Regions from separate parts of the Mus musculus genome. Here all the other regions are linked to region 1. The links are chromatin loops, found by intact Hi-C in ENCODE. Cell type or tissue: left cerebral cortex. All regions are shown on one strand.

Region 1 (8,000 bases):
ATTCTACTCAGAGATTCTGGCAGCTTGAATAAGAATCTTGACAGGGGGATGAGGAGAGACAGGGGTAACTTAGAGAAGTTTGTCTCATATTCAAAACCCATGCACCCAAATAGATAGGGTGGCATATATCTGGCCAGGTGATTATGCCTTGATCATTTCATTTACCAACCCAGGTCTATCATCTTCAACAATTGTTTATGAGCTTAAACCAGAGCTCATATGAAGATGCGTCTTTTTCCTTCTTAAGCCAGCATCATCTTTGAAAACCATGTATTTTTTAAACATTTCCCACCAGCATGACTATCTTCAATTAAAAATGCTACATATGAAACTGTGTGGGGCAGGATTTCCAGCGCAGAGATACTGTGGGCGGCCTCGAACAAAAGGGAGAAGACTCAGCAGCATTTGGAAGCTGGATTAGTCTGTCACAGAAAGGTCTAGAAAAGCCAAGTTACACACAATTAATGGAACAATACCACAATCTGTCTTCAGCTGGCCCAGGCATTCCTGTCATTTGTCCCTCAGCTGCAGAACCACGTGGCCTGTGATTTTGTGTCTCTGTTCCATCTTGATGGCATTTTCAGAGAAATCTCTATTTCCAGCAACGGACATTTGGTTTTTGCTTTTGCTTTGTTTTGTTTGTTTGTTAGTTTCCCTTTTAAATTGTTTACTCTAACAAGAATGGTCCCTCCTTGGAACTCACTCTTTTTTTCTAACTGCCAGTGTCATTTTTATCTGAGCTTATCATACTGATTCCCCTGCCCCATTTTTATCCTCTTTCAAAAATCATAAATAAACAAAAAAGACCAAACATCACTCAGAGGATGAAGGGATGTGTGGCATTTTAGTTAGAATGCTTTTAGATAACAGACAACTCAAACTTTTACCCTTCTAGTTCTGTTGCTCAGCCCATTCAATCAGGTAGCAGTAGTTTCTTTCCAAGAGATTAAGCACATATTTGTTGGAGTGAAAAAAGAACCATTTAACATGGAAATGTTTGCACCTATGAAAGTGAGGCACAAAGCCAGGGAACCTGGAGGCATAGTTCAACTAGACTTACCATGGGAGTGAGATGAAGATGCCTCCATATTTTCCTGATTCATTTATAAAAGATGGTCCCTCCCTTGGGAGTGATACATATACACATCACATACACATAAATATACATGTTAGTGGTTGATAGCAAACTGTTCAGTCCTGCATATTTTCTCATTTAAGTTCTGCCATGAATCTGGATCTATTTTTGTTCTGAATACTTTTCAGCAGGCTCAGCCTGAAAATTAGGTAAAAGCTGGTGGGGACTGGCGAGAGGGTAAAGGAGCCTGCTTCCAAGCCTTAGGACATAAATTCTAAGCCCCTGGTAGAAGGAGAAAAAAAAAAAAGATAGCTCAAGTCCAATGTCTGAGAATTGTCTTGCCTTTACCAATATGCTCAGGCAGGACTGAAAGGCATAGTCCACCATAGAAAATGTCAACATGTCAACAGTATTCACGAGATTGCATGGGATTATGCACACACATATGGGTTCAGTACTGTTCTCCCCACTTTTACATGAACTGTAGCCTAGTGACTTCTCCCAGAAGCACGGCTTATGAAAGTTTTCACTGAGAAAACAAAATTTATCTCCATTGTGAGTTGTCTGTTACCCACTGCTAGTTGCCACAAAGATCAGTAACTAGAGTTCACCATCTAACTCCTACAGCTTTACTTAATAATGGTGATATCAAATTATCCCAGGACCCCCCCCCCCCCAGGATACTGAGTAGAAATATCCATCTTTAGACAACAACTGTGTATTTAAGAAGTTTTTTCTTTGTGTGCAAAAAAATCCCAATTTGATTGTAACAAGCAAGTGCAATGAAGGATGGAGAGCATAGCTGAGAAGACGCCTTTCTTCTCAAAAGCAGGTTGAGTATTACAAAGCAGGTTCTCTGGACAGCATCACCAATTCTTTCTTAGACCTTGGACTAGATGGCTTTCCTTGTGATATCCTTTCTTTCTGAGCTGGTGGCGAATTCTGGTTTTGTTTCTAGCTCTGATTTAGTAGCCAAGTGTAGAGTGTAAACGCAGAAGGGGAGAAAAGGGCAACTTCCAGCCCGTTCTCTTATGCTATGACTTTCTGGCTGGCAAAGAGGAGAATGCACCAGAGTTCTGCAAAGGGCAGGTTCCAATACCCTGAGAGATCTAGTCACTCTCACAAAGATGAATATGTATGATGAAAGGAAACTTTTTATGTTCCATCTACATGTTGAAGGCTGAAGCTGTCTCAAGCCATGCCCTATATTGTGCCTTGTTCAGAGGAAGAGAACACTAAGATAATTTTTCTTCTACAGGTATACACATTAATATTAGCAACACAGACAATCTATATTATCAGAGGAAACACTAACCATTTGAGAATTGAGGACAGCTTTGATGTTCAATGTTTTGAGTCTTTGTTGACTTTTTGTTGCTGCTGCTGCTTATTTTCTGCCTCCCTTCCTCTTCCCTCCTGCTTCATTCTATCACGAGTCTCAAATATTTTCTTTCTTTTCCCCTTAAATCAGTTCATAGTTATGAACCCTGCTATGCTTTACCAACTCATGAAAAATTGCATCAAGTGTGCAAACACCTTTTTTAAGTGGGTTGACCAAAAATTTCCTCTATTTTATGTATAAGGTACAGCCATGCATATAGCACATCAACAGATATACAATATACATGTGATATTAAAATTTCAGGGAAACAGAGAACTGAGGGAAAATGTCAACAGTCTTTCTCAGCGGGAGATGGTGATAATGAGGAGGGGAATGTCTGAGCACACTGAGAACACTGCCTACAGTGATTGACATGGTGAGGGGATTACCGCAGGAAGGATAAGCATCATGGTAGGTCAGCAACCAAGGTTTTGAGAAGAACAAAGGGGTCCATGGGTTCTGATGACAAAAAGTGAGATTTAGAAATTACGTGGAGAGTTGCTATAACCAGGAGGACACATGGTCTTATCAGGCTCGCCTGGACTCAACATTTCCCACGGCTTATGTCTAGAGCCTTCAGAATGAATTAAAGAAATGTTGAACACAGAATTAATGGATGGCTTTGGTCCTGCCTCGAGTTGCTGGCTTAGGTTTTGGACCTCAGTCTTCTTGTCCTTGAAATTCATTATATAATCCCCTGTCAGTCTGTTTCACAATAATGTAGTTACAATCGAGAGCGATAATGTTGTTGAGGAAGTCTGGAGTCTTAGGGTAGTGCTGTCAGAAGTAATGTGGTTCCACCTCCCCATGTGACATCTGAGGGCCACAGGCATGTCTTACATTCCTTCTGTTCACCGATCCTGCACCTTACTGTGCGGTCACTGGAGAGAAAGGAGAAGGCTCAGTTCACCCAAGCTACTAAGTTCCACCTAAGCAGCTGCTTCAGTATTTTTCTTTTGACAGGGGACAGAGTTTCTCTGTGTAGCCCTGGCTGTCCTGAAACAGACTCTGTAGACTAGACCAGTCTCAAACCCAGAGATCCACCTGCTTTTGCCTCCCAAGTGCTAGGATTAAAAGTGTTCACCACCACCACTCAGCTATTGCTTCAGGATAATTATCTGAAAGTATTGGCACTGGCTCTGTTAAAAGGCTGGCCTGCAACAAATGCTCAATCAACATGAATCTTCTCTTGGGTCCCTTTGGCAATGCAGGTGCATGACATGTATATAAAAACTGAATGAGGGTAAGCCCAATTGGCACAAGAGGCAGTTGGTGTCCTGATGTGGAAACTAAAAAGAGACTTGAGGAGTAATAGAGAGCACTAGATCACCACAAGAAAGAGTGAAGAGAGGGACAGGAAGGAGTTATGTAAAGTAATTAGCAGAGAAATGGATGGAGAGAGAACTGTCTGTCACTAGAGTCAAGCACAATACTTAGAAACTTGCATAGACCTCACATCAGGACTTACCATAGCAGATACTCTGTGCCTAGCCTACAGTGCATGCTTCTTCTTCTTCTTCTTCTTCTTCTTCTTCTTCTTCTTCTTCTTCTTCTTATTATTATTATTATTATTATTATTATTGTCTAATATAGTGGTTCTTTCAACAGATTCCATATCCATCCATCCTCTGCACTCCTCTCCTCAAGCAGCGTATACCTGCTTCATCTCCTGTGAGCTTAGAGACTTCTGGAGGAAGGTGGGAACAAAATCTCCTTTGGCTCAGTGGTAACCACGTCTTGCCATCAGAAGTGCATGTGTTGCTTTTGTGAACCTCCAAGTGCTGACAGCCATGGTGGTATTGTATCTGCCAGCTTGTGTGACTGTATTTCTGGACTCCATAGCCAAGCAGTTCTGATCTCCAGCAAAAGCCAGCCACACATACCAAAGCAAGCTGCCCACATGTTTATGCAGAACTGCTAACCCACGGGAACTGCGATGAAAAGAGATAAGAGAGTCAGAAGGAGTGCTTTTGTTTTGATTTTTCTACTCAAATGAGCTCTTTGAAGGAAAAAAAAATTAAGAAAAAGAAAGGAGAAAAGGAAGAAAGAGAAAAGAAGAGAAAAGAAAAGAAAAGAAAAGAAAAGAAAAGAAAAGAAAAAGAAAAAGAAAAAGAAAAAGAAAGAAAAAAAGACTCTCCAAGCTGGTGCTCTGCCAAGCTTCCTCCCCTTTCTTCCTTGTCCAAGCACTCCACCGTCTGTGCAGACTGTATAACAGCAAGTTCTGGAAACAGGCAGAGGAATCGGGTCCAGTCCCGAGGCTGTGCTATCTTAGTTTATGTGTGGTGAGGCTTTGGAGACTTTGGTTTTTACCTTAATCTTTTATCGACTGGCAGATTTTGGAAGCAAAGCTGTTACCACCAGTTTCTGTTTGTAAAATGAGACTAAAGGAACTATCCACAGAGAAATTCTGGTATCTTCTCTGTAGTTCACTGCTTCCTCTAACAGCTGGCTTCACAAAATACAATTGTGCTAAATATTAAAGAATGTTAATAAAAATGACAAGTGATTTTTTTTTTTCTTTTGCTCCCAACTTCTTTTCACCTTTGTAAAACGGTGGCTTCTCAAAAAAATGTTACTGTGATCAACATGACTTTCCAAAGCAATTTTCTAAAAGCAGATGTAGATTTGTTGTGATCACCATGAGCTTTCCTGTCATGAGGAGGGGGTGGATTGCTGTTTCTCTCACCTTTGGGTAAGTGTTCCTTCCTTGGGACATTCAACAAAGGAAGAAAACCAGGTTGTGAGGGCTTTTTTCTTCCTTCCTTCCTTCCTTCCTTCCTTCCTTCCTTCCTTCCTTCTTTCTTTCTTTCTTTCTTTCTTTCTTTCTTTCTTTCTTTCTTTCTTTCTTTCTTTCTTGCCTAAATAGGAACAACAGCGAGGAGAGGATTCCAGTATCTGGATCAGACCTTGAGATGCTGCTTAACTAAGAAAGTAGTTTCCTAGGCCCATGTACCTATGCCCTCAAATGCAGTGTCCACTAAGTAAATACAATAGTGTTACAGTGCACTGAACTCGAAGCTGGCTCATACAGATTCTATTCATGCTTCACAGGAAGGGCAAGTTAAACACACCATGGGATAACATTTGTGCTGCTTTCTTTGTCATGTTTGCATGACCATTGGCCTTCAGACCCATAAGGAATGAAAGATGACTGGACTTTGAAACACAAAAGCTCTAGAGATCTGTACACAAGTTGTGTGGAATGGGATGAACAACACCCAAATCTGTTGGTTCTGAATGGTTCACTCTTTCTGTTTTTAAAGTAGGGTTAAAATTATGGCATTTTGCACGTTCTGAAAACACACTAGCATTCAATTAGTATCATGTATCCTCACCAAAATTCTTGACACCATTCTCACATCTGTTACTAAACCTGAGCATAGACTTGTTTTAATTATATATAGTAAATGTCCTTTACAAAGTTACTTATAACAGAATGCTACTTAGTATATGGACCTCTGGGCCTCGCTAGATAGAATTAAATGTTTTGTTTATAATTATGTTGGTTTAAAGTTTGGTGGATGCCTGTGAACCTATTATGGGTCAGTTCAGTAGTTTTAAAACAACCAACAGGTGCCTGTTATTTCTACTACTTTCCCTATGTTTACATCTTTTACATAATCTCTTCTATTTTATATTCATTCGAATTTTCATGATGACCCAACATTCATTCAATTCTAAAGGCTTTCCCAAGGTTCGTGTTTACTTGTGGACCTGTCTCTCACCAGGAGAAGGTGTTAGAACAGTTACTGTCCTTAGCACCCATGTTTACTAGTTTAGAGGGCCCCAGAACATCTTTCCATGTTCTCTACAGGTTAATAGTAATTTACTCATGTATTATGTATAAATATATATGCACAATATAAACACATATACTGTGTGCATGTATCCATGTATATGTGTGCAGGTATGTGTATGTGCATATACACATCAAAGTCAATACAAATAAGCAGTTGTCTTCCTCTGATGCTTTCTTTCTTAGTTATGAGACAGGATCTTTTACTCAACCTGACTCAGATAAACTTGTTGGCCAGCAAACCCTTGTAACCCTACTGTCTTTATTTCCCCAGTTCTGGGATTCCAGAAATACAAAATCATGCTGGCAGTTCAGGAAGATCAAATTTGTGTATAAATGCTTTTCTGCCAAGTACTTTACTGACTGAGCCAGCCCCTCCCTGTGTGTGTGTTCAATTAAAAACATGTATATTGGTATTTTGCCTGTGTGTATATGTCTATATACTACGTGTACACTTTATGCCCATAGAGAATAGAAGAAGGTATTATAACCTTTGTGCCTAGAATTATAGATGGCTGTGAGTTACTATGTGGATCAAGCGAGGGTCCTCTGGAAGACCCTGAGGTTAACAGTAGCAGTTAAGAACAACCAGTCCTCTGCACTGCTTAGCCACCTTTCCAGCCCATCATGTTGATATATTTTATGTCACATTATATACTCACAGTCAGTGGACAAGTCATCTTCATCAATTCATTTCAGTTGGTCTCTAGTCACACTAGGTGCTACAAATTGAGAAAGCATGACCTTGCTTTCAAAGGTTTAGAGAACAATGGGACAGGTACATCATTCACACATGTAATGGAAACCAAAGGTGGGAAAGAATCCATTATCTTCTCCAGGCAATACTTTATATATAGAGTTATCCTAGAGACAATAAAGGCAGAAGATTTTCTAAGCTCATCAAATGGGTGGGAGGTTGAAGAGGGTTGAGAAAGAAGGTGTGCAGAAGTAAGTGTGATGTGACATGTAAAATGAAAAGGGAGTGTTTCTCAAACAAAAAGTTCACAATGGACAATGACATGAAGACAGGCAAAAGAATGGGAAGCCCCAGCCAAGAGTACCAGCAAGGTGCACAACAGTGCGTGATGACTTGATTTTTCATAAGTAGATACTTAATCAGCAGGACAATCTGGAAGCTAAGTTTGCTCCCTTTCTCAAATATATCCCATGTCTGTAATTCATGCTGCTGCAGAGAAAACAACTAATCACTCTCATATCCTCTTCCTGCATTCAACCTCAGAATGAAAACAGGAGCCCTGAGGTTTCCCACAGGGAAAAAAAGAAGAAACTACTGGAAGGTGTTGCTGCAGTACCTAGAACAAGCAATTTGGAGAAGGTCTTCTGAAATCAAGAGATGCTGTTGTGGCAACCTAGGGATTTTGGAAGTGGCAAACACGGGCCACCATGAGGTATTTATGAGATATCCTAAAGATGTTGATCTCAGGCACCCACTTAAAAAGTCATCTTATGTCCAAACATAGCTTGCAACATTAATTCTGCTTCACTTTGGGAGATCATGGAGACACAATGAGTGGGCATGTGGAAGTTAAGTGGCCTGAAAACATAGTCCTATTTTGTGGGTTCTGAATGGACATGTGGTGATCAGAATCGCTGTTTCACAAGGAGGGATGAGAATGGAAAATAAAAGTCACTCTCGATTTGTATGGTTTTCATTCCCTTGCAATTTTATCATCTTCTACTTCCTTGCTTTTCCCTTTCTAAACATTTCATGTGGATAGAATCATACA
Region 2 (8,000 bases), 560 kb before region 1:
TACAGGAAATCACATGAGTGCTGACTCATTCCTTGTCCTCAGCCTCTCACAGGAGAACGGAATTAATATCAAATATAATTAGCTCCAGGGCCATCCTCAACATCCTGTATTATGTAAGAGATACCTATATAGTTCCTGGTTTGAGAATGGTTTCTAACTTTTAATTACACGTTTGTTTGTTTGTTTATTGTGAGTGTACACACATGGCACAGGACTCCTGTGGGGATATCTGGGGACAACTAGTGGCAGTCCCTTTTCTCCTTTTCCCATCAAATCTGTCCCATATGTGTCCCATCAAAGTCAACTCACTGGAGCAAATGCCTCCTCCCAATGAGCGATCATGACAGACCCAGAATATTTTCTAATTGGAAAGTAATTATGCATGCTTAGCTGTGTGTTGTATCTAACTCATATTGTAAGCTGTGACATTTGAAAATGTATTTGGATGTGTGTTTTCTTGTGTGTCCATTCAATGAGATGCGTTAAGTGTGAGAGTATGAACATCATGCGTTATTTAAATAATGTGAACAACATTATTCACTGAAATTAGTACTGTAAGAGATCAACTGGTAAACTAAAATGCAAGTAACTAAGTTACTGTATATATTTATTTTATACAATATATACATTAATTTATATAATATTGTAACATTTATAAATTAATGTATTCATGTATTAATTTATATATAAATTATGTATTAATTTATATATAAGTTAAATTTGTATTACTATGACTATATATTTATATATTAATATATTTTAAATTATTTTAATATATTTTTTCCTTGTATGCATAAGCAAAATGCTAAGATACAGATGCATATATTTCTGTAGAAAACAAAGTATTTTTGCTGCTCTGATTAAGAGCAAACTTCATTGATCAATAAAGAGGAAAAGAGAGGTTGATGGAGAGGATGCTGCAATTTCTAACATCTTATGAAGTAATCATTCTACCAGGCTCTTTGCATCCATTGATTAATGTTAATATTCATATAAACACCAAGTAAGCATCCACACACTCCCCATTTTGAGGCTGGCTTATGGTGAAGAGTTTGAGCAAAGTGTCAGATTTCCTAGGCTCCTGCAGCCCAAGAACTAATCATGATGTTTTCAATGATGAACATGTAACACAGAAATTCAGTGAGTGTTGTATATAAGCATAACTGTGATTATACAGTTTAAGAAGCATGAAGTTGTTCCTCTATGTGCATTAAGATACATATACAATTTATATAAATAACATCTCTTTTGTATATAATATAGTATAGCATAATATGTTTTACTTGCTATTTGCCACATTTTGGATCTGAACATCATACAGAGACTATGATTCTTTGCCTATTGTAAATAATTTAACCTGTAGAAAATTAAACACTGCAGAAGACGGTTGTCATGTTTATGGTTGGAGTAAAATGTGTTTCACAGGCTCATATGTCATAAGACTACTTAGTTTCCATCTAGTATTGTCTTATACAAGGAGCTTTACATTGCTTTATACATTTGGGGGGGGGGTGCGAGTAACTGCCTCAGTGAAGTAGGCATTTGAGCATTAGACTCCCCAAGCTCTGCCACATGCTTGTGGCCCCATGCCTTCTATCTATCACCTGAGCCAGTATAAACCTTCTCTTCCTTGAGTTGTTCATGTACTTTCAATATCTCCCTCCAATCCACTGAAGACTTGTGCCACAGTTGTTCTGTGCTATCTGTATAAAGATGAGACGAGGAAGCCAAGAAGAATCCCCACAAATTAAAACTTTTCAAGTTTCTAACACTGTGTAATGTGCCCAAGCTCTTTGCTCTCTAAACATAATCCAGATGATTCTCTCAAAAATACAGGGTTAAAGGAAAGGCCATGCAGAGACTGTCCCACCTAGGGATTCATCCCATCTGTGGACATCAAACCTAGACATTACAGCTGATGCCAAGAAGAGCTTGCTGACAGGAGCCTGGTATAGCTGTCCCCCGAGAGGCTCTGCCAGAGCCTAACCAATACAGATGTAGATGTGGATGCTCACAGCCAAACATCGGACTGAGCATAGGGATCACAACAGAGGAGTTAGGAGAAAGACTGGAGGAGTTGAAGGGGTCTGAAACCCCATAGGAAGAACAACAATGTCAACCAACCAGACTCCCCCAGAGTTCCCAGGGTCTAAACCACCAAATAAAGAGTACACCCCTGGCTTCAGCTGCATATGTCGCAGAGGATTGTGTTCTCTGTCATAAATGGGAGGGGAGGCCCTTGGTCCTATGGAGGTTTGATGCCCCAGTATAGGGGAACATTAAGATGGTGTAGCAGGAGTTAGAGTGGGGCAGGAAGATGGGATAGGGGGATTGAAGAGGGAAAACTGAGACGGGAGATAACATTTGAAATGTAAATAATAAAATAACCAATAAATTTTCTGATGAGCTGCCAAACTGGTTTCCGGAGTGGTTGAATTAAGTTGCAATCCCACCAGCAATGGAGAAGTGTTCCTCTTTCTCCACATCTTCACCAGCATCTTCTGTCAATTGGGTTGTTGATCTTAGCCATTCTGACTGATGTAAGGTGTAATCTCAGGGTTGTTTTGATTTTCATTCCCCTGATGACTAAGGATGTTGAACATATCCTTAGGTGCTTCTATCAATCCTGGGCATATACTCAGAAGATCCTGCAACATGTAATAAGGACAAATGTTCCACTTTATTTATTATAATAACCATATTTATAATAGCCAGAAGATGGAAAGAACCCAGATGTCCCTCAACAGAGGAATGGATATAGAAAATGTGCTACATTTTCACAATGGGATACTACTACTAAGCTTTTAAAAACAATGCATTCACGAAATAGGCAATTCTTAGGCAAATTGATGGAACTAGAAAATATCATCCTGAGGGAGGTAACCCAGTTGCAAAAGAACACACATGGTATGCACTCATTGATACATGGATACTATTCCAGAAGCTCAGAATATCCAAGATACTATTCACAGACCACATGAAACTCAAGAAGAAGGAACACCAAAGTGTGGATACCTCAGTCTTTCTTAGAAGGGGGAACAAATCACCCATGGGAGGAGATACAGAGATAAAATATGGAGCAGAGACTGAAGGAAAGACCATCCAGAGACTGCCCCACCTGGGGATCCATCCTATCAGTCACCAAACCCAGACACTATTGTGAATGCCTACAAGTGCTTGCTGACAGGAGTCTGATACTGCTCTCTCTTAAGAGGCTCTGCCAGTGCCTGACAAATACAGAGGTGGATGCTCTCAAACAACCATTGATTGAATACCAAGTCCCTAATGGAGGAGATTGAGAAAGGACCAAAGGAGCTGAAGGGGTTTGCAGCCCCATAGGAAGAACAACAATACAAACCAACCAGTAAACCCAGAGATCTTGGGTTCAGATCTTTGCTACTCATGTAAAAATCCAGGCATGGAACTCCATGCCTTCAGCCCCAGCACTGAGGAGACAGAGACAGACAGAGAGAGAGCGACAAAAAGGGACTGTATTTCTATGTCTTTTTATCCACATTTTTCAATTTTGAAATTTTCTGAGCCATATAAAGCTCTTTAAATTACTTTTCTATGTGGCCTTTATTGTGGAGGTCCCAGTCATGAACCCTTAACGTGGTCAGAGAAAAAAAAATTACTTATTCTCTCCTGCATACATACACATAACAAATTATGCATGTGTGTGTGCACATGCACAGACATATATGAAGGCGAAGATAGCTGATATATAAACATATGAGTGATATTATTTGTAGATTTAAATGAGATATCTACACAATATTGAGATGCAGAGTACATAAGATGAGGAACAAGTGGATCCACAGAGCTGATAAGAAAGAAAAACCAAGCTGCCCCATTGGGCAGGAGTACCATCAAAAGATAGGACAGTTTGATTTCTTTAAAGATATCTTCCATACCTTAAAGCCACACATTAAGTGATTTCACAATTGAGTTAGACACCTCAAGATGAGAATAGTTTCCAAACCCCTCTAAAATACTAGAGAATTGTCACTTTTGGCCACTGTCATATGAAAGTCCCAGAAGCATGAATCTCTCACTAATCAATAGAAAATCTTTATGTTACTCACACCAAACCTTGTATCTGTTTTTACTCTGTTTTGTCTCCTCCATACAGCAAAACATTCAAGTCACACCAATAAGACTATAGAGAGTGGCCTGCTTAGAGGAAAGCTTGAAAATGTAGCTTCACACAGATACCCTGGGGAGACTCTGCCACCCTCTCATTCAAGCTGAACAGCTTCCATTTATTTACATAGATATTGAAGTGCTATAGCGTATTTTATATGAAAAAAAAAACTGACTCTAAAATTAGTCCGAACACAGCTGTGCTTGTAGACAGTGAGTGGAAGTAGATTAATCAGATACGGTCAACACTATTGATTTTAGTGCTTTGGTTTTCGGAGATTACAGCAATGATTTTCAAATTGCCAAGGCAGACTGCATCACACCCTGGAGACAGTCATATATGTTGCCTAAAATAAGACTGGCTGATGCTGGGGCAGACAGTTGGTGTGCCTGGATTTAGCTTCCCAGCTTCCTTTGTGTGCAGTCTTCTGGCTTTGTTCCTGATTGTGGTTACCTCACTAGCTACCTTCTTTCTTTAGACTTCAAATATGGCTTCTTTCCCATGATGCCATCTTTCTATAAAATACAACCCTATGAACTTCCAGATAATCTTATGTATGTGTCTTCCTGTTTGTCTTTTTCTCTATTTCTCTCTGTCTCACTCTGTTCCTCCTTCCCTCCCCGCCCCCCCTTTCCTATTTCTCTGTGTATGTATGGTTGTGTGCATGTGTCTATAATATCACCATGTGGGTGCAGGGATGAGAGTACAACCTGTAGGTTCTCTTTTCTTTCTTCCCTGCACGAGTTCCAGGAATTGACTTAGATCATCAGGCTTGGCTGGAAGCACCTGCACCCAGCAAACCACGTCATCCATCCATCCACACATAACTTGTAGATTTTATAGTAAGTCATATTGTAGTTAGGCAGTACATATAAACAATATAATAGCAAAGAGTAGAAGAAAGAAAAAAAATTCCCAGCTCACCCAGGAACGGAATTTCCTTTTCTTAGGAGGCTTCTTTCAGATCTCACAACTACGGTGCGGCTGAGTCCATATTCTGGCAGGTTATCGTGCACGGGACCTGTTCTCTTTTCACATATACTTTGCTATGAGCCATATAACATTGTGGCTGTTCTGTGAAAACACGTGATGATTTTCATTTCACTATATAGCAAAATAATGTATTGTCTGAATGCTCTATGACCCATTTACCAACCTATGACTTAGAATTTGTTAATCCTGTGCCTTTACAAATAATTTTAAAATGCGTAACTGTACCCCTTTATGCAGGTGCATCCTTAGAATTTGTCCTTTAAAGTGGAATTAACTGTCAAAGTGTTTCTATGATGGTTTTATATTTTTGTAGCCACAGGAAAAAAAGCAAAACTGTTCAGTTTCTATGCTCGCATCAACACAGTATGCTTCAAACACCTTAGATTTTAGGAATCTTTAAATATTATCCTATTTTATTAACTTTCACCTATAATGAAGGATTACTTAAGTATTTTTGTGCATGGTTACAGGTATTTTTTTTTTTTTTTTGTATAGCTCTGAGCTAAATCTTTTGCCTTTTTAAAGTCTTCTATTATTTGCTATTGTTGGTGTTTCTTTATTAAAACGTGGTTTATGTTTGTTTGAAAAACACAGAGACATATGCATGTGGAGATCAGAGGACATGTGAGGGTGCTGCGTATTTCTTTTCACTATGTGGGTCCTGAACCCTGAAATCTGGGTGCTCATGGCAGGCTGCTGTTACTTCTCAAAATAACCTGTCTGATGTCAAACAGATTAAGGGGCTGTAGATCCACATATCAGTATCTGACGATTATTGGAATTTGTGTTTTTTAATCTCATGGCCTTACTGAATTCTTAGGATATTAATAAATATTTTACTTTTTTCTTTCCTAGGTTGAACCAAAATGACAGTGGAATCCTATTGAACAATCACTTTAAACAATTTTGAATGAATTTAGCCAAGTGCAATCAATTATTATTATTGTAAATATATTATATAATGTTGACAGTAAAGACTAAATATTTAATATCCTAGGGGAAAATAAAATATCAATTATAAATATCTGAGTCTGAATATTATAGAAGTTGCATAATAACTACTACATAACTAAACATAATTCTGAAAGATAATTAGATATATGAGCAAGGATGGGAATCCCACATAGATTATAATCATAAACCTCAAGACTTGTTAATTCTGATGGATTGTATTTTACTGTGCATAGGAGAATATCAGGTAATGTGCATTTGGTGATTTGCCCGAGCACAAGTACTGCCCATATTGGAAGTCAGCAACAGATTGCATCATTCTATACCACTCTACCCTCCCTGTCCTCTTCCCACCACTGAAAAAACGTACAAGTCATATGCAGTCAGGATAAATGTTATCAGCACACTGCACCTAATTCTAGCCATAGTTAGATATTCTTAGATGTTGCTCATATTGGATCTAGAATATTAGGAGTCAGTTGTTGATCTGGAAAGCTGAAAACTTAAGATGAACACAAACCGTAGCATTAGTTTATCAGTGTTATTTAACAGAATTGTCAAGCAGAGGTGCCCAACCAGCAGCCCCAGGGCTGCACAAGGCTGAGTGTAGCTATGAATGCAGCTTTACACAGAATCACAAATTTACTAGAAACCTTGTGTGCTTTTTTGATTTTTTTTTTTTTTTTGGTAACTCAATTGTGTGATTCTTGATGGTGAGTTCTCCAGATGAACAATGTCAAAGTCATATTGAAGTCAAAAGGTTGGATGCATCTAAAAGGAGAATACAAAGATGCTTAATGACACTTGAAAGATGGTCACCGGTCACTGTAATCGATGATTTTAATGTCCTCCCAATTTTCCCAAATAGCTCCTCATTGAGTCTGCTACCAATAAACAGGAATAACGCAAGTGTACAATGTATAGTTAGAGTACTCTTGGGGCCTTTAGGTTTTTGTTTTGTTTTGTTTTGATAGTTTAAATTCCAGACCACCTAAGAATGGCAAATCTTCAGCAAGTAATACTTTGAGATTAGTAATTACCTTATTCAATGCTGTAGAACTAGAATCTTCAGCTGGCAAAATGTAGTTAGTATGAGTGGTTCTAATTTTTAATTTTATAATGCTCATATTAATTCCTTGAAAATATCATACAACACATTTTGAACATATTCATACCCTCCTCAACTCTTCCCAGATACACCCAACTTCCAGTCCTCTCAACTTCAATTTCTTTTACATTTGTTCTTAATTCATTTGCATCCCATTGAGTTCAATTTGTGCTGTCCAAATACTCTTGGTACAGGGCCTGACATTGAATGCAGGACCACCAGGAGATCACCCACTTAAAGAAAACTGATTCTCCCTTCCTTGGAATTTTTGAACTGCCAAATGCAGCTTAGTACGTAGTGATATTCAGCTCTATATGACTACAGAGTCCAAGATTATCGACCCAAGAATACCACATGACAACACTTAGCCATCATGGTGGCAACTCTGAAAGTTTCCCTTTTCTTTGTTTGCTCTTATTCCCTGAGTGATATGGAGTAAAATGTGACTGCTTGTTTTTGGCCTGTGATCCCACACTGCTCATCTCTAGCCGTCATTCTTAATTCCATGACTAAATGAGACCTTCTCTTCTTGCAATTTATAGTGTTTTGAAACAAGAACATGAGAAAGTGATGTGTTCAGCAATGTGTTCTGCACCATCCTAACTGACAGGCTGGAGATGTAGCTCAGTGGTAGAGGACTTGCCTAACATGCAAGGCCTCTGAGTTTCATCCAACACCTCAAATGTAATAACAAACAAAGGCAACAGTGTCTCAAAACTGAAGATTAGACCTTGTGTAGCAGAGCTGTAGGCTTAGCATATGAAAGACCAGCTGGAAAAAAATTTAGGATGAATCCTTTTGAAG
Region 3 (8,000 bases), 310 kb after region 1:
TGTGGGGTTCTGTCTAATTGAAGTTTCCCAGTAATTGATATTGGAATATAGTAGGCATTCATCTTTATACTATTTAGATATATGTTTTGATATGTGGTATTGAAGGAAAATTCCATTTAAAAAGTAACTTCTATTATCAGTGAAAATAACAGACTAAGTGTTCACTTCAAAGCAACACACTCTTAGTTCTTCTCTCTCAGTGCTAATACCGTGGGCCAAAGGGGCTCAGAATATTTCTAGCACTGTGAAGTGTTGATCATTTACCTTGCTTGGTGTTAAATATGAAATGGAGAGTAAAGGCTTAATGTAGACTTTATCCACATCAATATTCCACTTTGGCAAGGTAGAGTCAAGACACCTGATTCTACCTCTTATTTTTGGCTCTTGTTGCTTATGTGATTGTGAATATTAATTCCTCTAGCCCTAATTTCCATCATCTGCAAGGGCAACATTCCACTGGAGAGATGCAGAGGTTCCTGGTCATGCCTAGTGATTTTACTTCCTGTGAATGTCCATTGCCTTTAAATTCATAGTAAAAATGATCCTAAATATCACCTAGTCTCTAGTTGCAGTTTGAGTCTGAAACGAACAAGGTTCAAAGTCTGAACATTAGTCTCCACATACAGCATAAGAACTAGAGCTCTAAATGTAAATGTGTGAACTCCTGAGTTCTGGAGCCCCAACAGGGTATTAGTTCCCAATACAGAAACTAAAAAGTGAAGAGAAGAGAAAGATTAATTCAATGTGAATGTACTGGATTCCATTCTACTGAAAAGAAGAACAAGTTGGTCATCACACCCAAAATACATATTTGGTATCAACATGAGGTTTAGATTTAAGTAGGGGATAAGAGTTATGAATAACTAAGCATCCATGATCAAGCTGCTGCCCTACCCATCATTCAGCCATCAGTACCCAGTTGTAGTCTGATTAGGGGTCAGAATTGTGTGAAATCTCTTCTTAGAAGGTATGTTTATCCTCTGGCCAGCACTAAGACTCTTGCTTATCCTTTCCTTCATCCTGGAATGCTTGGGAAAATATTGAATTTGTCACTCCAATGTTTTAGTAACCTGAGCCAAAGGGAAGGACAGAATAGCCTCTTCTGAATTTGTTCTCTCCTCACTAGGAACTTGCCACTCATTTGAAGGTTGTAGAACCACAGGAGTTAGAGGAGGTGGTTGAGGGAGGTTTCTAACTAGGGGCAGGCCTTTGAAGGTTTTACTTAGCTCTGGTAAAAAGCCAGCTCTCTTCTGTTTACTGGGTGCCATACATGAAGAAGCCCTCTGTCTGATCTCACCACCAAGACTGAACCATTCCTCTCTGCCTTTCCAGCCACTATGGAAACACACCCTCTGAAACTATGAGTCAAAATAGACCCTTCCACCCTTCTTCCCTTCCTTGTGTTGTTTCTGTTAAGTATTCTCATCATGGCTTCACTCCTAGCTCCCTAGATACAATTTAGTTACTCCTATAACATTCTGTGTGAATCTCTGTAGCAATAAAGTAACTATAGCCTAGTAACCTCTATGTATCCCTAGTGAGTCTCCTTGGGCAAATTGTCATGATCATTAGTACCCATTGCTCCATTATAGGGAAATAGTGAGTACTCAAATATATGTTGGCTACATATACTAATTTCTCTCAGACCAAAGAAGATAAGCTGATGTATGACTTGGCAATACACCTGCAAGATTCAGTACCCTATGCAGTATAAAATTGTTACTCAAAGAAGTAAATGAATGTAATTTAATAAGCAATCCAAAAACAATCTAGTGCTTTACTGCTTTCAAATGGATAGCTAAGTTATCTACTTCTAGACAAAAATGAATAATAAAATAAAACGTTTATATAGAAAAATAATAGAAACATTTCCAGGAAATGTTAAAAAAACAGCTGTGTTTGGAAGATGAGAAAATATGCAGTTAATTTTAATGTGTTCTTATGTGGAGTACTATTATTTTAAAGATACAAATAATTAAACAAACCAATAAACTTCTTTTTGAGGAAAGTTAGAAATATAAAGTGACTCCAATTGGTCTTTGCCCTTCTAAGACTGGCAAAGCCTGTGTCTGCAAGAGAATTCCAACACATGAGCTGAAATGAAGAATATGCTCAGGAATGCTCATTAGTGAGTGTTTACCAGACTTAATGAAGTGTACAGGACAGGTCTGCATTCTGATTGGAAAGCATTCTCTCCTTCTCTACTTATTAAACATGACAGTTACTTACGATGAATGCTTCTCCACCCCGATAATGTCCTTCGTGTGCTTCAGTAGCTTGTGTGTTTCCAACACACTTGCATGTACTTGCTTTTCCCTCTGCTATAACCAATTTCCAAACTTAGATTTCTTGGCACCAAGTCTATGGTTCTGAGAGGCTGGAGAGATGCTCAGTGATGAAGACCCTCTTCCAGATGACACAGGTTTTATTCCTAGCATCCATGTAGCAGCTTACAAACATTTGTAATTCCACATCTAGTGGATTCAACTCCTTCCTTGGCTTCTGAAGGCACCGCATATATGCATGCATGATGCTTATACATATTCATAGGCAAAACTCTCATACATATGGAGAAATAGTCAAATAATTTAAGAATAAATGCATTGAATTAACTCAATCAGTGGCACTGAGCCACAGGTCAGTAATACCATAAACTCTCCAGAGTGTCTTAGCAGTATACCTAACCATTTGATAGCTTATTGAATGTGTAAATGAGTAGACACTACAAAACTCTACAAAGCTCCAAGCTTTCTCAGAATGTTTTAGTTGTCATCTTAACATCATGTCCTCACATAATTTTATTGAGTAAAGTATGCATTCTCTTCATTATTTTTGTTAATTAAATGAAATAAGATGTTTTGATTTTCATGATTTTAAGAAGTTTTTGAATTAATGATTAGACTATACGGTATATGTTTTTCGTTCCTGTTTCTCCTGAACTCCCTGCACAGTGCCCAGTACCTGAGAGAACGTCAGTAAGTATTTTCCTGTGATCAATCAAAATCTGCCTTTATTGAGACATCACAGAAGAAGAGATCAGCCAAAGCAGGAACTAGGGTGTCATGGACCATTTTCTTAATGGGCAGAACATGGCTGTTATATAAGAACTCTCAGCGTCTATGAAAATCATCCCAAGGCACACAAAGAGTAGACCCATTAACACACCATCACAGAATGTAGTTATGGGCTTGTGAGGCCATATCTTCCTTGAGGACTCAAGTGCAGTTTCTCCTTGCTGAGGGAAGGAAGCCATTTTCTTCAATGTGTAGCCACTCGTTGGATATCTCTGCTGCTGTAAATCCTGCCTCTCAAACCCCTGCTCTTGTCTACAACTATAGTGAAACTCAGTGGGTCGACAATAGAATAAGTAAGGAGCTGGTAATGGATGGATATAGACAATAGAATAAGTAAGGAGCTGGTAATGGATGGGTGCTGGTTGGAAGGAGAAAGGTGATCTGAAAGAATTCAGGAGGGCAAAAGAGGTATGGAGTGGAATGACCAAAATACATAAAAAATGTCATAATAAAACTCATTATTGTATATAACCTATAAATACCAGTTAAAATGTGAAAACCAGTTATAGCTATTTGCTGATTTCCTGTCTCATTGGCTTCTATTTCAAGCAATTTCAGGCTACAGAATTTTATTTTATCACAAATTAGTCCTGGCATTTAATTAATGGGAAAATCTGCTCTCAAAAATCTCAACCATTCACATGGATTATATCATAACCAATACTATTTATGTAACACAGCTTATCAACTATCTTTCAGCATACTGTATGCTAATTAGGTAAACCATAGCAGTATTTTCTCGCTTTGACTTTTGGAAACCATTTTAGAATCTTGGCAGACCTGTAGCAGAGGCCACTGGTACCCTCAAATACATCAAATTTCAGGACCATCTTTATTTATTCAGAACTTACATTGTTTGGGGAAGTAGTGTGTATAGATTAAAAGAAACACAAAACACTAGTGCTTTTCTACACACAAGAACTGCCAATGAGGTAAGGAAACCCCAGATGATGTCAGAAGGAAACCTTACCAGCAGGTGCGGAGACTTTGTTCCAGCTTTTCCTACCTGGACTTGGGGTGCACAACAAAACAGAACACAGAATAGACATGATGTCAGAGCTGCCAGATGGAAGCAACCTGGGATACTGACAGTACCCTAGCATCTCTGAAGGACCATGTTTGCCTCTGGGCGTTTCTTTATGTGTGATACAAAGAAACTGCTGCCTCTCTAGATCACAGTCATTTAAGTGTCCCTTATTAGTAACTGAATTGCAGGCCGGATGGATTGTTCTGCTCAGCTGTGTGTGCAGGAGAAGTCACATTGTTCTTAACTTTCTCTTCTGAATGGCTAGCTGTCTTGTGACCTATGTGTTCATTCTCAAGGACTTCTCTGAGGCTAGGACACAATGAAACCTTATTCCCTTTTCCAGACTGTGTTGTTCTTCCTGTATCAAGTTCAACAGTCCTGGTAGATTCTTTTCAAAGCACATTCCACCCAATTTTGCTACATGAGGAATCAAAAGTAGAAAACAATTAAGACTCTTAGCCAGACTGAGAGGACTCCCAATTCATTCTGCCTCCCCCTTTTGCTGGAGATGTGACAACCACCTCCGTGATGCAGTGCCTTAGGTAAGCGGTCCCTAATGTTTAATAGGAGGTATGTTACTGTCACAACGCCCTCCTTAGTCATCTCACTCCCACTCTCAGGGTATCTGTCTTCCCGGGTCAAACCCTGATGGTTTAGTGATGAATCCTATATTTTTGCACTTATCAGTACTATGAGTGTTTGAATGGTCCCCCTCCGGGTTCCTTTCAGGGTCTTGTGAGAACTTGAGAACAACCTTTTAGGGGAGTCTTAAAACTGAGAGGAGAAGACGGGAACTGGCAAGGCACTGGACCTGAAGGCTGTGGTGCAGGTTACTGGATCACTCTGCCATCTACTGGAGCTGAGGCAAAAGACTGCCTTCCTAGTTTGGGGATTTCTATTTCTGTGTGTCAGTCAGAGGGAGTTGTCATAGCCCCAGTGTCTGCTGCAGGTGTTTGCTGGCTTCACAACACTAGATGAGGCAATGGCCTTCTCTAATGCTCATGGTCTTCAACTCTGAGAGTTCGTTAGTAACTGTCCTTTATCTTCTGGATGAGTGATGGTTACATGAGAGGATCGATATAAAAACCTTCTGCCCAGAGCTTGGCTCTAAATAAATGGTGTGATGCTCAATGCTACCATTTTACTACAAAATTCTAATTTGAGAAACTGTACCATGGGAGCCAAGAATGTCTACAGCTTGTTTTACAAGGCAGTTTTCTCTGTCTGCTGTGGGGTTTAGCAGTAGACATCCCCCAGTATTCAAGACCTGTATGCCAGTTTACCTCATGTGACTCTTACTAGTGAAGTGACATCATTACAGACATCCCGTTGCCCATGAAGCAGCCGTGTAGGTGTCCCTGGATAACGTGTCAGATTTTAGTAAACCACTCTGCACATGCAGAGTGAACATCCTGTTTTTGTTTGTTTGTTTGTTTTTGACAGGGTTTCTCTGTGTAGCCCTGGCTGTCCTGGAACTCACTTTGTAGACCAGGCTGGCCTCGAACTCAGAAATCCGCCTTCCTCTGCCTCCCAAGTGCTGGGATTGAACATCCTGGTTTTATCAATCAGGCTAAAAGTGGTAGGACAGCCCTTTACTCAGTAACTTAGGATGCTGTGCCAAGAGAAATCCAAAGTCAGGGCCTTTGTGAACTAGAGTGAGTTCAAAGCCACTGTGGGCGATATAGTGAGACATTATATGAAAATAAGAAGTGGTAAGAAGGCTGGAGATGGGGCTGAGGAGTAGATTGTGTGTCAAGCATGAACAAGGTCCTACATAAAACCTTTATTACTGGAAATTAAGCAAACAAAAACTTCATTAATAGAGCAGTATAGGATTAGCAGATATTATAACTAGTTGAAGTTCAGCTCACAGTTGAAAGAAATAGTGATACAAGGATAGTCACATGAAAGAATAACTTTTAAACACAGGCTTTATGGAAAACCCAAAAAGGTTAGTGACACTGAGAAAGGTTAGTGAAGCTTGTGTTAAAATTTCAATAGTAGCAAAAAATTTGGCTCTAAAAGTCATTCGCAGAGACAGTGCTGAGACCTGCAGCAGCTGTGCAAGGTGACTTGGTAGTCACCTCATTGTCCAGAAACAGAGAAGCACAGGACTATGGCTCTATGCCTTGGTGCATAGTCTATAATGACATACTGTGGCTTTATTCTCTCTGTATAGAGCTCATTCCTGTGGGATAAAAAAAAACTCCAATGTAAATGTATGCTATAAGAGGAATATACACTAATACATATCAAATGCATTCACATTTATTTCCTGGACAAACGCTCCTTTGAAATGGAAGAGTTCTCTTTCTTTAATGGTTTCTTATTATTTGAAAATTTCATTCATGTATGCAATGATTTTGTTAAAACCTATTTCTTACTGCTTGTCTCCAATACCCCCCAGAATCCATCAAACTCTGCCTTCCTCCTGACTTCATATCATAATAGCAATTAAAATTGCTATTATTATTGATTTCTCACTGAGTTCAATTACTCCTGGCCATGTGCAAATGGATGTAGGCTCATCCACAGGGGTATAACCAACCTCCCAGCAGCCACATTCCCAAAGAAAAGTCTCTCTCTTCAGACTATTGTATAATTAAAAATCAGGCCCACTCAGCAAGAGGGACACTATGCCTGGTGCTGGAAACCGAGCTACTAAAATTAGCACATGAGCTCCATACGTGCATTTTATAACCACATTACAAGAAGAATCAGGAGGCTGAGAATGGTGGCTCCCACCTTTTATCTCAGCACTCATGGAGCAGAGGACGGAGAACTGTTGCAGTTTGATACCTGCTCCATGTGCACAGTGAACTAACGACCAGTCTGGGCTATGCAATGAGACCTAGTATGGAAGACTGGAAGAGAGAGGGAGAAAAGAAAGAATGAAGAGAGTGAAAGAACAGAGTAATTTCTTAAACACATCTATTCTGTAAACAGATTAGGTAAATAAAGGAAAGGGAAAGTTTGAAAATGACAAGCTTAGAGAGTTCTAGCATAAGACATTACAAAAAGATACTGCAAGCAACTTCAACTATCCTTGTTTGTTTAATCAGGTGTTCAACACATTTAGCTATTATCACCTGTATGGCAGCCTTTCAGATTTTTGTTTAAAAATAATCACCAATGAAACAGTAACGTATTCAGTATGCATGCATTCTATCGGTTTAGCAAGACTTGACTCTCTTTGCAAACAGTTATGGAAGAGAATACAAGATGCATCTCTGCTCTTCCATGGCCCAGGTTGTATGACCACAGTAGATATCACAGTTCATCCTGCCTGTTAATGGCAATCCTCCTGCACTGCTCCAGGACGCTGTCTGCCAGGGGCAGTTGTCTGATCTTAAGGCAGGAGTCACAGAAAGCCAACAGTTTGTATTACACTAATGTATTTCTGATCAAGTCTACCTTATCTATTTATTCAATTAATCTTTGAAAACCAATTAAAATCTAATTTATCTGATCTCTGGATTCTGAACACTCTTTGGCCATGAATCAAACATTCTGTAGTAACTACATTATTACACATTGTGCCCTAAGGTGTCCAAGACAGCACTTTTAAAAAACTTGGTAAATGTCATTTAAAGCTGTAGCAATCTTGCTGTAGAAGTCTCAGGCTCATTTTCAAAAGAGATGCTTTGTCCTTAAGTAAAAAGTACATATGATAATTTTTGTGCCTCTGGTTGTAGTCATAATTTATGTGCATAAATGTGAAGAGATCACTCTTTGTACATTTTGACTCATTCTCGAACAATGTCAAATGACAAAACTTTCTGTCAGGTATCAATTACACACACACATGTTTTCAAGTGTTCTACATTGTAAATCTTCTGATATATATACATGAAATAGTATTATTTGGTATGTATATCTAAGTGGGTGACAAGTATTGT
Region 4 (8,000 bases), 200 kb after region 1:
GTGGAGGGGAAGAATTTGCTTTTTTAGTTCAGGTGCCCAGTGTTCTTATCCAAATATAATGCTCCAATGAGCATTAACACTATCAGCTCAACAGAACTTCTGCCTCCCATATCCTTGTAGGATTGCAGGGATTTCAGATAATTGTGCTGTAACATTTAACTCTTATGTAGATCTGGGATCAAACTCAGTAACTCATGCTTGCACAGGTCCTTGCTTTACCCATGAGCCATCTCCCCAGCTCACCTGGTTAAATTCTTGATCCTTTCAACTTCTACCCTCAACCTTACTTTATTCATCCATTTAGTAAAGCCCAATAAATATATACCAAATGCAAGGTGTAGTTCAATCATGAAGATATGAGCTATAGAACACTCAGTGTAAAATAATGAGCATAATTAAAAATCTGAAGGTTAAGAGTATAGGTGAATTTAAAAGTAACGAAATACTGCTGCACACAAAGGGAGGTGATAACTTCTAAGGCCTCAAGCAAAGATAAGGATGATCAGGGACATGGAGCAGAGAACTACGTGGTGAAGTTGAAGTTTTTGCTTTGTTCTCTTAAGAATGAGTTAAGTAGATTGTAATTGTATACATTAACTTGAATAATAGTTTTGTGTTCTTTTTTCTGAGAATTTGATTAATAATATTATCTAATTTTACTCTTAAATAGCTTAATTGGGTTTTCAAATCAACAATCATATGCTCATTGTAGAATATTTACAAAAAAATTGAAACAAAATTCTAGAGGAGGCAGTTCTATTTTAGGAGTAATTCCTTCTGAAGAGGAACACATATGCGTGGATGTATCTATTCTTTTGTGCTCGTATTCTCCCTTATCATGAATATTCTTACATAATCAGGAACAGAATGCATGCATGATTTTGCTCCTTATTTTTGTATCTAACTCATTAACATAACCATTTTTCTATGCCATTAAATACTCTCTAATAGATAATTTAAAGTGTTAACTAATAGATATGCCATGACTTAGGGTTGGTTACCTGGGAAACAGATGCTTAGATGGAGTTCTGCTGGAAAAGATCTCATGTTCTTTCTATTAGGTGGGAAGAGATGAGGGGACAAATAGAAGAGACTGAGCTGTGAGAGGAAAAGCGAGGCTTGAGGGGTGTTCTCAGCTAGGACAGCCATTTAGAATTGTCCCCAGAAGATGTAAAGGTACAACTCTCTACATCTTTGAACGACTTGTTCTGTGAGGTTAGAACTCATAACTTCACACAAATTAGCTTCCTTCAATCAAAGGTTAGAAGATCAGAGTTACTCAGTTGTGAGAAGTAAGTACTCAACACTTCTGAACACTCAATGGGAATAAGAGACTTTTAAATAAACTGAAGAATTAGGTAACACGCCACCATATATACCACATGAAGTAATTATTTACCTATCATACCATTAGGCAAACAAAATACATTCTGAGTCACAGAGAGGGAAATGAGACAGAACATTCAAAATCTCTACTGTGGAGGATTAAAAAGTAAGAATAAGCAAAAAGGAATGCATCTTTTCTCACAGTGTGGACATAGGATTACGATGATAAGATCTGAGTGAGAGAAGCAGGCATGAGCATGGCAAGACACATATGCCCTTAGGAGTCAAGCTTCCCCTGGGTGTTGTGGGATTAGGTGTGGAACTAGCACCCGAGGTCTGCTCAGGGCACTGACTCAGTCACCACATGCAGACATCAGTGTGGATGCAAAGAAGTGTATGCTGGCAGGAGCCTGATACAGCTGTCTCCTGAGAGCCTCTGCCAGAGCCTGACATATAAATACAGAGATGATGCTCACAGCCAACCATTGAACTGATCATGAGGTCCCCAATGGAGGAGTTAGAGAAAGAACTGAAGGAACTGAAGTAGTTTACAACCCCTTAGGAGGAACAACAATATCAACCAAACAAACAGAGCTCCCAGGATCTAAACCACCAACCAAGGAGTACACATGGAGGGACCCATGGCTCCAACCACATATGTAGCAGAGGATGGTCTTGTCTGGCATCAATGGGAGAAGAGGGCTTTTCTCCTGTGAAGGGTTGATGCCCCAGTGTAGGGGAATTTGAGGGCAGGGAGGCGGGAATGGGTGAAAGGGGGTACACCCTCATAGAACCAGAAGGAGGGGTGATGGGATACAGGGTTTCTGGGGTAGAATTGGGAAAGGGGATAACACTTGAAATGTAAATAAATAAAATATCCAATAAAAGAAAGAAAGAAAGAAAGAAAGAAAGAAAGAAAGAGAGAAAGAAAGAGAGAAAGAGAGAAAGAGAGAAAGAGAGAGAAAGAGAGAGAAAGAGAGAGAGAGAGAGAAAGAGAGAAAGAGAGAGAGAGAGAGAGAAAGAGAGAAAGAGAGAAAGAGAGAAAGAGAGAAAGAGAGAAAGAGAGAAAGAGAGAAAGAGAGAGAGAGAGAGAGAGAGAGAGAAAGAAAGAAACAAAGAAAGAAAGAAAGAAAGAAAGAACACATGCCTCTGAATGGCATTGCTCTCTGCAGCAGAACAGCAAGAATGAAAACTGTTTCTGCTCTGGGATGTAACATCATCTCTTAGCACCAGGGTGGGATGTCAAAAGGGGACAGAGTTGCTACTAGGTCCTTTGTCACTTCCACCAGTATTTCCAGGGTTATCTTCAGGTCTGCATGATTTTAGAATGTGGAGCCTAGTGCACGTGTTTACAGATCTTGACCCATGTATCATCCATCATCCATCATCCATGTATCATCCCTGTATCTCATAAAAGTTTTCTATGTTCATGCAGTGCCTGCAGGGGTCAGAAGAGGGCAACAGATTCCCAGAAACTGCAGTTGTAAACAGTTTTGAGTTGACATGTGGGGGCTGGTAATTAGACCCAGGACCTCTGCAAGAGCAAGAGCTCTTAATTACTGAGCCATCTCTCCAGCACCTGAAGTGGAACATGTTAACATAGTCCCTGGTTGTGACTTTTTCCTGCTCTATCTCCATGTGTGCTGGCCAAGGTTGAGGATCCTAGACTACAGGAGAAAGTAGCATTTATCCACTCAATATAAAAGCAGCTTAACTCTTTCCTTCCCCTAAGTGATCAATGAATTGATTGATTGAGGTTTTAAAAAGTGATGACTGACGCTGAAAACACATAAGAGAAATTACTTTTTCCTAAATGCTAAGCAGGGCCACACTGAATTAATCAAGATTTTTGGCCTTGAGGAAAGAAATCCCTACCATGTAAGTTTGTCAGGTTATTAAGTCAGTAGTTTGGTAATGATTGAAAGCAGGGTGGGGTGGGCGAGAGAGCAAGTGTGTTGCCATGGATACAAAAAGAGATGCAACTTGTGTGGGTGCCATGATCATCTTGATTCTAGGAAGTTTATTTAAAGATAGGCTCAGATGTGATGGGTAGAAATGGCTCAGATTCTTTCAGAACCGTTATGAGCCAGTGATCCAGACCCACCATCCTAACAGCTTGTTGGTAACCAAGCAACTAAAATATTCCTTGACATGCTGGGAGACTCCAGAAAATGCTTGTGAACTTGGCATTTAGCAAGGAATCAAGGTATGTAGGAGGACTAAGATGACATTGACATAAATTTTGAGAGTCCAAACCTTGAAAAATGAGGAGCCCGTACTCTTATTCATAGATAAAGATTTGAGTCTAGAAATTGTTTTTTGTGCCAGGATGTTAAGAGCACTTGCTTTCCCTTATGTTCTAGGTGAGATAAACATCTGCTCTGTAAAAGAGTCTCACTGAATTCAGGATAGAAGAAGTTGGTGTTGGTAAGGAGGATATCTTCCATGTGACAGAAAAGAGAGTATCAGCCAACAAGCAATAGAATCCTGCTTCTATTCAAATGTGCTGAGCTGATAAGATGACATTTTTAAGTACAAGGGTGGACCTCAGAACAGCATAGATCCTGTGTTTTGAAGATGCTTCGAACATACTTTAAATATACCCTTATCATGATAATAGAGAGTAAAATACTAACAGTAAACAAAAAAGACAATTGCCCACTAAAAGGCTGCAGAAATGCTAACTACATATCCTTTGTAGGCATTATGAATACTTGAAAGCTTGAAAAGTTGCTTGAAATACATTTCTTCATCAGAAAGTTTCCCCTAATATATTCATGGAGAACTGTCTTGATAAGCATGGAGAGAACCCAAGAGCTGGGCCTTGTGTTGTAATGGGTGGTCTGTGCACCTCTGTAGTTGGGTTTTACTTGTGCCCAGATGGAGTTGAGTTGAAAGCCCTCTACCCCAGTTATAATAGTCTGAGTTTCTATGGTACTTAAAATAACATCTCCCCAAACAGTTCCCAAGAATTCAGTTCCCTCACAGAGCAGCTTGGTGGAAGTTATGGTGTAGTTCAAAGGTAAAATTGTTCTTAAGCCTGAGAGTAAAAAAGGCTTGCTGAGTGTACAGAACTCCTGCAGAACAGAAATAATCTTAAGTGTTTCTGAACCACTCAAAAGATAACTGAAAAGATCGAAACAGTAGAGCTGTATTATTCGGTGGAAAGTCCTGGCTCAAAACCTTAAGGCATTGCCCTTTGGCCCCCTCACCACCTTTAGCATAATCTTGAACTGGCTTCTAGGCTTCTAGCCTTTAGTTTTACTTTCTGTATGGTGGATTTAGTAACCAGTATTCAGAAAGTATGAGGAAAGCCACCCTGGCTACCTTTGATAAAATGCAGTGCTCCAATCCTCTCTTGCAATAACTCATTTTAAAGAATGGCAAGAAGATCACGCATTCTACAACAGTTCTAAAGAGAATCTATAAAGCAGATGTTAAAAAGGGTAAGGAAACACTTACACATGCTAGCATCAAACAGTTGCCAATAAGAGATCACTCGCTGGACTTACCAATTAAAAATACTAATAAATATCTATGTGGGAACGTTTATGCTGTTTTGTTTATATTGCCTAGCTAGGTATTCTTCCTTTTCAGTACAAATGGTTATGTTCATTCCAGTTGTGTTCTTCTCCCTTTAAAGCCAAGAGGACACCTACTCTTTCTGTAGAGTGATCCTTTTGAAGCTCAAGGCATAAAAAGACTGTAGACAACATAAAACACACAAGACAAATACACAATAATCTTGTTAAAATATTATTTTCTTGAGACTTGACAGAAAGCTCCAAATCTTAGTCTCCCCTCTTTGTCTGTTCATGGAGAGATGCCAGAGAATAGTCAATGACCCAGAAACAAAAGACAAGTGGGGCTCTCTCATTTCTTCACAATTGTCCCTCAATTCTTCCCAAGTCCTTAACACATACTACAGAGGCTACTTGTGGGCTCTGGACCAAAGGAAATTGGAGCACTGTATGCTCCTAGCTGAGAAGCAAAGTGGAAGGAAAAAGGATATCATTGTTAATGTCAACAAGACAATGAAAGACCACTCTAGAACCTCAGAGATTTTCTCTGTAAGCTAACATTTAATATCCCAAACCATCTTCATTATTAAGGGAAGAAATCATTAATCATTCCCAGTAACATTACGTTTCTGATTCATTGACAATTATGAGCATGTTTTCCAACAAGCTGATTGTGTTTACTGTACGTACTAGAGAAGTAATTGGGTATATTGGCACTGATTTGAATAGGGTAACCTTAAAAAACAGACATGTTTCAGTTTTCTTCAATAGACACCATTTGAAGGCATTCATAATTCCATAGATTTATATTTAAAACTAATTTTTAATCTCTTAAAATATTATACAGGTATGCAATGTATTGTGAACAGATCCACCCCCAAAATCTCCCTTAACTTCGCAGACCCTAATGTCAACAGTAGATCCACATCCCAACTTCATATCTTTCCTTCTTAAAAGAAAAAAAAAAAGGAAAGAAAGTAAATGCACTGGCTGGTTTTCAGTGTCAATTTGACACAGGCTGGAGTTATCACAGAGAAAGGAGCTTCAGCTGGGGAAGTACCTCCATGAGATCCAGCTGTGGGGCATTTTTCTCAATTAGTGATCAATGGGGGAAGGATCCCTTTTGGGTGGGACCATCTCTGGGCTGGTAGTCTTAGATTCTATAAGAGAGCAGGCTGCGCAAGCCAGGGGAAGCAAGCCAGTAAAGAACATCCATCCATGGATTCTGCATCAGCTCCTGCTTCCTGATTTACTTGAGTTCCAGTCCTGACTTCCTTGGTGATGAACAGCAATGTGGAAGTGTAAGCTGAATAAACCCTTTCCTCCCCAACTTGCTTCTTGGTCATGATGTTTGTGCAGGAATAGAAACCCTGACTAAGACAGTAAAGAAAGTAAAACCCACTGGTTCAATTATGTGCCTATGTGTGCATAGATGTGTGGCACCCACTGGGGTATTGGCAGCCTACCAGGAGTCACCACCCCAAAGAAAAGAGCCTTTGCAACCTTTAGCAGCTAACACTTGCCAATATCTTATCACCTAGGGTTGGAGCCGAAGCATCCTTCCATCAACCATGCTGGAATTTAGATTGCTTGATATTATGTAAGTCTTCACAGGGAACCACAGATGCTGTGAGATTTGTATACAACAGTTCTGTCATGTTCAGAAGACAAAATTTCCCAGCACACCTTCCATTTTCCTGATCTTACATTTCTTCTGCTCCTTCTTCTGTAATGTTCCCCAAGCCATGGGGGAGGAGATGAAATTGATGTAAATGCCCCATTCTAAGATACTTCACAGACACTTGCTCCTTGATAAGATGGCCAGTGGAACCCTAACATTATTGTTTCTTTGCCGATCCTTGTTGGTAATAAGTTCACCTGAAATAAAGGCCATTTTGTCAAGCATTGATACAGTTTAACATCCTACTCAGCTAAGCTTCTGGCAATGGAATGCAGGCAAATGACTTGTCCAACGTCAAGGCTTCCTTTGAAGGGATGTGCATGCCTTTCTCATGCCTTTTCTTCATCTAGTCAGCTACAGGGTCAGCAGGAAAGCTCTCAGCAGAGCAGAGATCTCATTTCACACGGCGGAAGGTCTGCTGAGGTTCAGGATTCTGGTCCTCTGTAGGTTTGAAGCCACCCATAATCTATCCGTCCAGCCTCTTGACAGTTGAACATTAACTGTTGTACTTATTTAAACAATTACCATTTGAGAGTTTAGCCACAACAATGCAGACACAGTTTTTCTATTAAGCTTGTCTTGCACAGATCTTAAATTTACACCTGGAATTCTCTAGCTTAGATTTCTAAGGTAAGAAATAAAAAAATTCAAGTTTGGAGACTACTGGGAGATATACTCAATTCTCTTGAAATAATCTGCACAGAAATGTATGGGAGAACACATCTGCCCTGGACTCAAACCTTTGCAAAGGTGGTTCTCCACCAGGAGTGACAAAAAAAAAAAATGCCAGTAATGAATGGGTGACAGGTCTCAGGTATTAGTAGAAATCTTGAAAGCCATAAACTATACTCCCAGCCTGAGGTTTTCTCTGTTCTAGCTATGGGAAATCTTCCAGACAAAAGGAAGTTGGATCCTTTCAATTTCAATTGTTACTGTTTTTCAAATTACATAATACAAGCTTCATTTAGCAACTTTAGTAATAATAATAATAATAATAATAATAATAATAATAATAATGGCAGTACAATGAAAATTAGCATTTGGTCTACAAATCCTCCATCTGTAGCACATAACCATTAGCATGGATTAGCTGGAGTAGTTCTAAATTGAAAGCCTAAGATAGATATGATCTCTTAATACAGAAAAGTTTCTCCTGGAAAGAAAATTTAACTTTCCAGATATTGTCAAATGTAACCAAAGGCATGCTCGTGAATCATTAATAAAGTAAAGACACTATGAAAAAATAGCTCTCCTGAACTCTACCATTACTTTCCCCACCCCCATTCCAATTCAGATGGCAGCTAATAACTGAGATGTTCAGATTTGCCACCTGGAAACAAAGTTTCCCAAAACATCATTCCTGTCACCTAATAGTCATTGTTCCTGCCTGCATCATACCCTACCCACAGCACTGGAAGACCAGGGATCATCAGTGGTCAGGTTCCTCAGTTTGGGAAAGTCTCTTCTAGTAC

The links. Hi-C counts contacts between places; a loop is a spot of excess contacts. Peaks named below come from ENCODE experiments on the same cell type or tissue, not always from the same donor. Only the 100,000 strongest peaks of a DNase experiment are listed, where the experiment ranks them.
Region 2: a loop joins it to region 1, with 3.0 times the contacts of the local background. A loop is called at or near these places in 2 of 42 quality-filtered maps.
Region 3: a loop joins it to region 1, with 4 times the contacts of the local background. A loop is called at or near these places in 7 of 42 quality-filtered maps.
Region 4: a loop joins it to region 1, with 2.0 times the contacts of the local background. A loop is called at or near these places in 2 of 42 quality-filtered maps.

Annotation. Positions count from the first base shown.
Region 1 is chr6:77,253,248-77,261,247 of GRCm38, forward strand. All of the region lies in intron 8 of Ctnna2 (catenin (cadherin associated protein), alpha 2), which reads right to left. It also overlaps a transcript of Lrrtm1 not described here. Among named protein-coding and RNA genes, the nearest start is that of Lrrtm1, 15 kb to the left of the region's middle. In left cerebral cortex, a CTCF peak has its summit at 4,661; DNase peaks (open chromatin) are centred at 392, 4,304 and 4,674; H3K27ac peaks cover 313 bases.
Region 2 is chr6:76,692,842-76,700,841 of GRCm38, forward strand. It overlaps Gm38836 (a long non-coding RNA gene), which reads right to left. Exons shown (of 3, transcript XR_869184.1): 2 at 5,069-5,218; 3 at 2,611-2,648. Among named protein-coding and RNA genes, the nearest start is that of Gm38836, 15 kb to the right of the region's middle. In left cerebral cortex, no CTCF peak of the experiment used is centred here; DNase peaks (open chromatin) are centred at 4,521 and 4,895; H3K27ac peaks cover 598 bases.
Region 3 is chr6:77,567,868-77,575,867 of GRCm38, forward strand. The region is part of intron 8 of Ctnna2 (catenin (cadherin associated protein), alpha 2); the gene reads right to left. Among named protein-coding and RNA genes, the nearest start is that of Gm38837, 33 kb to the right of the region's middle. In left cerebral cortex, a CTCF peak has its summit at 4,956 (motif pointing left); DNase peaks (open chromatin) are centred at 4,954 and 6,791.
Region 4 is chr6:77,454,735-77,462,734 of GRCm38, forward strand. All of the region lies in intron 8 of Ctnna2 (catenin (cadherin associated protein), alpha 2), which reads right to left. Among named protein-coding and RNA genes, the nearest start is that of 6330415B21Rik, 76 kb to the left of the region's middle. In left cerebral cortex, no CTCF peak of the experiment used is centred here; a DNase peak (open chromatin) is centred at 3,396; H3K27ac peaks cover 507 bases.